Linked DNA regions of Homo sapiens: region 1 is linked to region 2. Evidence: chromatin loops called from intact Hi-C (ENCODE). Cell type or tissue: Caco-2. All regions are shown on one strand. Links, peaks and the distances in the headings refer to the core of each region. The heading gives the core; the rest is flanking DNA.

Region 1 (2,918 bases), core at 285-2,784, 48 kb after region 2:
TTACTATTTTTGAATCCTCTCAAGAAAGTATACCTAGTATCCCCCAGAATATGGTGTCCCTGTGCATGTGTACATAAGCTCATACGGGCCTACATAAATGCTTAGTAAGAGTTAGCACCTGGAAGTAAATGTTTTCTTAATTAATTAATTTCAGTCCAGGAAAGTACCAATAAATCTATCACTAAAAGTTGCTAAATTTAGTTTTTCCTCAATATAAAATATTTACTTTCTAATCATCCATTCCATTTTAATCAAATTATCTTATTATTAAGAATAGTTAAGAAACAATAGCCCCCTCACAGAAGTTTAAACATTGCTGTAGAATTAGAATTCCTAGGATAACCTTGGTTAGCTTCTATATTTGTTTTCGAGGAAGAGTTGGCTGTTTCCCTCCTCTATTTTTGTCCTCTCTCGGGAAGTTTATGGTATAACTAGATAAATATCAGAAATAATCATGGCCATTTTCTACTATACCTTCACAAAAAAAACATTGTACTTCATTATTTGTATATACTCAGGAAACCCTTGAAAAACAAAATCTAGCTTTATCCTCAGCTACGTTTCATTTTATCAGTGAAATTATTTTGTATGTTTGTCAATAGTCTCACTCTGGATTCTGAATAGAAGCTTAGCCTCTCTAAAAATCATGATTCTAATTTCAACCATTTAACAGAACTGATAATTTATAGTTAGTTTATTCTCTTTCTTCCTTTACAATAGGATGTGGATATACAATTTTGTGAAATAAAGAATTAGTTCTCTTCCTCCCAACAAATACTTATGACTTGTGAGTCTCTTTGCTGCATGAATAAATTTCGCAGTGGTTGGAATCCCCCATGATCTAGAAATGCACTGTAGACACCAACTAGGACTCCCTGCCACTGTTAAGCACATAAAGGTGCTAAACACAGAAGGTAATTGGTGTTCCTCATTAGGAATAAGTCTAAACTGTCCAGAAACACAAGCTGAGAATGTTTTTTTGTTGTTGTTGTAATATCAAATCAGTTGACCAAAATGGAAAATAAGTGAGAATGAAATATGTTTGCTAAAACTTCCTCTGAGAGAATTATGCTCTTGCTTTAAACTACTTAAAAGTTTGTATGCCTATTAGGGACAGAAAGATGTTGTATCTTGATGGTTTTCTTGCCTTTTAGCTCCAAAGAAACAAATTAAAATTCATGTTACAAGTATGCCATGCTACTGAAAAGTAATAGCCAAAATAGACTTTGTGGAGTCCTTGAAATTAATTCCTAAGAAAACTTTGAAAGATAAAAGTAGTATGAGAAAATAGAATTAATTATGAGAATTAACAAGCAAGTCTATCCATCCTCACACTCTATTAGAATCAAGAAATATGGTGATAGAAATTATATATAAAAAAAGAAATAACTCTTAAAGAAACGGGGGGTGTGGGAAGGAATCCCAAAAGCTCAAAAGGAAATATGTATAACAGTATTTTAAATGCCACAGCAGACTGCCCCATGCAAATTTAAAGAGCAAAAACAGAACAGGACAAGATGGACAAAGGATAATCTATATATTAAAAATAAACATATTAATTTATACATTCTGAATACTGATTTTAAAAAAAGAACTTAAATCTGAGGATTCCTTACTGTCAATATATCGCAACCTAGAATCTTTTAGGTACCCACAACTCCCTCTAAAGGCCAGTGCATTTATGTGACTTCAGGTGGTTTCACTTATTATGCTCCATACATAGTTTTAACTATTTTATAAAATGAGGTAAGAATGAGTGATCCCTTTGATTCTTCGGTTGCAAGATTGGAGCTATAAAACTCAGATATTTGAGTTTTAAATGGCCCCCTTTTTTTTTCTTGACAAACAAGGCTTTCTTGACCTTATTTTGTTTGTCCGCTTCTGATAGTGATGCAAGTACCAAAAGTTTGACTCTCCTCTTTACAGCAACAACACCTGATTAAAAGTGATAACCGTAGGGATACAGCTAATATATCTGGTGCTTCCTCTGCGTTAGTCAATATCCTAAGCAGCGGAAGTAAATTGCCCAAGGCCACATTGTAGTAATTGGTGTAGAGTCAAGGTCTGCCAATCTGACCTCAAGCCTGAGGAACTGACAAGTACATTTCACTGGCTACTCACTTTACGAAAACAAAATAAAATAAGTAAAATAAAATAAAATGAGCAGCCCTAAAAGAAACTGCCTCAATGTTGAAGGGAAACAGGGAGAGTGTGGCAAACAAGCACAGCAGCCCCCATGATGGAGCAGCTCAGCTTCAGCTAGGGATGGCAGGCAGCAGGGCAGGCCTGAGCTGCTGGGTCCTTCAATTTTTTTTTTAAATGGTTAGCTAAAAATCCAGATTTACATCTGAAGCCTCTTGATGTAGAAATATTGTCACTTATTTCCTCTTTTTTTCTCAAAGTCTTGCTGGTTTGAAAGGTAAAGGGCCACATTCTTGGGGCAGGGACTATGTCCCGTTTATCTCTGTAACCCAAATGCCTAACACGTTGCTGGCCATGGAGGTGCAAACAGGTTGAGGTTGGCAGTTAAAAATCCCACCATTTTATCTTGGCTATTTTGTAATCTTGGCAGGAATTCATTAATTTACTCAACAAATATTTATTGGGCTACTACAATGTACCAGATACTGCTCTAGGGATATAATAGTGGAAAAAATGACCAAATAGAAAGATACTATATTCTATTTTACTGGGAAAAGGCTAGAAAAAAAAAAACCTTAAAAACATATAAACTCAGGTGTAGTGGGGGTCTGGAAAATAAAAAAGAATGGTTTGCTTTGAATTGAACCTATGCCACCAAGAGCTAAAAAATAACGCAGATACAAAAGTCCACGCTTTCTAGGGCCATTCTGGTCATTGCTCCACAAATAGGTTACAAATGTGTAAGCAATTTAAAGGAAAGGGTATTCTTGAAAGAG
Region 2 (2,918 bases), core at 168-2,667:
GCCTGGGTGACAGAGTGAGACTCTATCTCAAAATAATAATAATAATAATTAATGTCTTGACATTATATATAACAGATAGTGACATATATGTATATTTCAAGGGATTCCTCATTAATACTCTAATCGAGGCTGTTAGGAATAACATTAAAAGATGGAAAGAATAACCTCATATTTGGATTTTCAACGTGCTAAAAAACAGTGAACACTCTTCTACCCATTCACCCTAGAAAACAAGGTTATCTCACCCCCTCAACCCCCCACTCCCTAAACCAAGGACATGCTCTGCTCCTCATCAGTTGCAGTGGCTAAGCACAGCAGACCTTCCCAAGGCTGGGGAGGCAGCTAAAAAAAAAACCAGTTGGAATCTCCAGGAAGTGAGAAATTGGCTTGGGCCTTGACTGATGAATCAGATCTGGGTGCTCTCTGCCAGGATAATATGATAGCTTGTTGACTGATGTGCCCCTCTCTCCACTGCCCTGTCCCCATCCCTAAACCCATATTCCAAGAGATATGGGCTGGCCAGTTTACCACTTGCCCCAGGGAGAATTGTCAGGAAGAAAAATAAAAACAGCAAACAGATTCCAGAATCTTGGCTCTAGTTCAAAAGAGAGACAAAAATAGTTTTGAAAAGAGATATCAACTGGCAAAACAAGTTTTTTTTACCACCCCATCCAAACTAGGGAGAAGGAAAGAATTTGCAGAGGAAAAAATCATTATGAGCAATTAGAGGCCATGTGTTTGGTGTCCCACCCCCAGAACAATGCCACAGTGTGTCAGGTGGGAGCTGGGGCCCTCACAGGCTTCTCCACGAAGTTTGGGAGGATCTAGGAAGACACTTGCTTCCTGCTTCCCTTCTTTTGTGATTAAGGAAGCAGCCTCAGAGACACATCCCATGTCACCAGGGCAAGAAGAATGGGCAGAGACAGCAGCTCCCGCTCCCGCTGGGGAGTGATGGGGTCAGGAGTTCCCTGCACAGCCTGAGGGGTGCCCACTTTAGCTGAGAGAGAAAAGGAAGCAGACAGAGACTGATTGATTCTCAGAGCCTGACAGACGTGCCTGGCTGGAGATAAGGATCCCCGTGGCAGGGGCTGCAGAGTGAACAGTTCCTTCCAGAAACTGGAACAGGACGAAGGCTCAACTCATATCAGAGACCCAGGTGGGAGCCACCCCATAGATCCACTCTTGCATCCCAGCAGCACTGTGTCCAATCCCCTGGGGTCAAAGCTCAGACAGCAGAGGAAGGCTGAGTCACCAACACAGGTCCCCCTGACTGTCCCGACTGCCTCTCCAGATGCAATGGCTTCCAGCAGCAATAGAAGGAAAGGAGGGGAATCAAAGGGAAATATTCTGAATATTCCTGAATTTTAACCAGAAGCAACTTAGAAAGTGCTAAATTGGATCAAGTCGACTGGCTGTGGCTGTGACTAGATGGAGCTTTTCTGCTGTCCGTCAGAAGTGGGGGCTCAGAGTTAGAATATAAATTTTATTACCAGAAATAAAGAAAATTACATTCTGTGACTGTGAAATTCATGGGCATTACAAGACTGATTGAATTTTTTTTTTTTTTTTTGGAGACGGAGTTTTGCTCTTGTTGCCTAGGCTGGAGTGCAAATGGCGTGATCTCGGCTCACTGCAACCTCCACCTCCCGGGTTCAAGAGATTCTCCTGCCTCAGCCTCGTGAGTAGCTGGCATTACAGGCGCCTGCCACGACCATGCCTGGCTAATTTTTGTATTTTTAGTAGAGACGGGGTTTTGCTATCTTGGGCAGGCTGGTCTCGAACTCCTGACCTCAGGTGATCCACCCACCTTGGCCTACCAAAGTGCTGGGATTACAGGCATGAGCCACCGCACCTGGCCTAAGAGACTGATTTTTTTTCTCAGCCTCCATTGCTTAAATGTTATACAGGCATCCCTCAGCATCTGAGGGGGATTGGTTCCATACCCCTCCCCACAACTAATACCAAATTCCACCGATGCTCAAGTCCATTACATAAAATGGCGTAGTGTTTGCATATAACTTAAGCACATCCTCCCAACACTTTAAGTCATCTCTAGATCACGTATAATACCCAGCACAATGTAAACCCTATGTAAAGAGTTACACTGTATTGGTTTTTTAATTTGTATTTTTAATTGTCGTAGTTAGTTTTTATTGTTTTTTTTTCCCCAAATATTTTTGATTCAAGGTTGGTTCAATCTGCCCATGCAGAACCTGTAGATACCAAGGGCTGACTTTATGTGAATGCTTGGTTAAGATCCAATTCTATCCAGAAGCAGCAGCTCAGTGGTCTCGCTTCTGCATATGACCAGCTGATTCTGGGCAGCCATCTGGCCTTGTCACTGAGCTTCCCTGAACTCCAGTTGAAAGCTGGGGTGGGCTTGTAGGTCCAGCTCATGTCCAACAAGCAACAGCCCTGCCTGGAAGCACCTGGACCTCTTCTGCTCTCCTCTCCTTTCCAACGTCTTGCTGCAAGCCTCATATTTCCCATGAAGTTCCCTTAACTGTTCTAGTTCATAGGGATCATTCTTATGTAAGCTAGGGACTCTCAGGTTCAAAGTTAGTGACATTTCGAGTTATCTTTGATTTACTTTTGTAGCAGGATGGTTGAATTTCTTTCAGAAGCCTGTTAGAAAGATGCACGTAGGTCAGTGTAATTTTGAAGCAATAAAGAATTGGCAGAGGCCTGCATGAGTCTTGACAAATGGATTTGTACCATTACCTAACACAGCTTCTCTGATAATGAGGAAGATGTTTAAAATGCTATACAAAAATAGGCAGATGTTTCTGCTGTCCATAAGGCCAGGCAAGCACTTGAATGTGACCTCCAACCTAGAACTGGGGCAGATAGTGGTCATACAATGGCTGTTAAGGAGATCGGGGTATACCTGTACCTTGGAAACTATATATTGAAACTTT

Evidence for each region. Hi-C counts contacts between places; a loop is a spot of excess contacts. Peaks named below come from ENCODE experiments on the same cell type or tissue, not always from the same donor. Only the 100,000 strongest peaks of a DNase experiment are listed, where the experiment ranks them.
Region 1: a loop joins it to region 2, with 2.1 times the contacts of the local background. A loop is called at or near these places in 19 of 110 quality-filtered maps.

What each region holds. Positions count from the first base shown.
Region 1 is chr18:6,731,900-6,734,817 of GRCh38, reverse strand. All of the region lies in intron 1 of ARHGAP28 (Rho GTPase activating protein 28), which reads right to left. Among named protein-coding and RNA genes, the nearest start is that of ARHGAP28-AS1, 3.5 kb to the right of the region's middle. In Caco-2, for the core only: a CTCF peak has its summit at 1,691; no DNase peak of the experiment used is centred there.
Region 2 is chr18:6,779,547-6,782,464 of GRCh38, reverse strand. The region is part of intron 1 of ARHGAP28 (Rho GTPase activating protein 28); the gene reads right to left. Among named protein-coding and RNA genes, the nearest start is that of ARHGAP28-AS1, 51 kb to the right of the region's middle. In Caco-2, for the core only: no CTCF peak of the experiment used is centred there; DNase peaks (open chromatin) are centred at 994 and 1,214.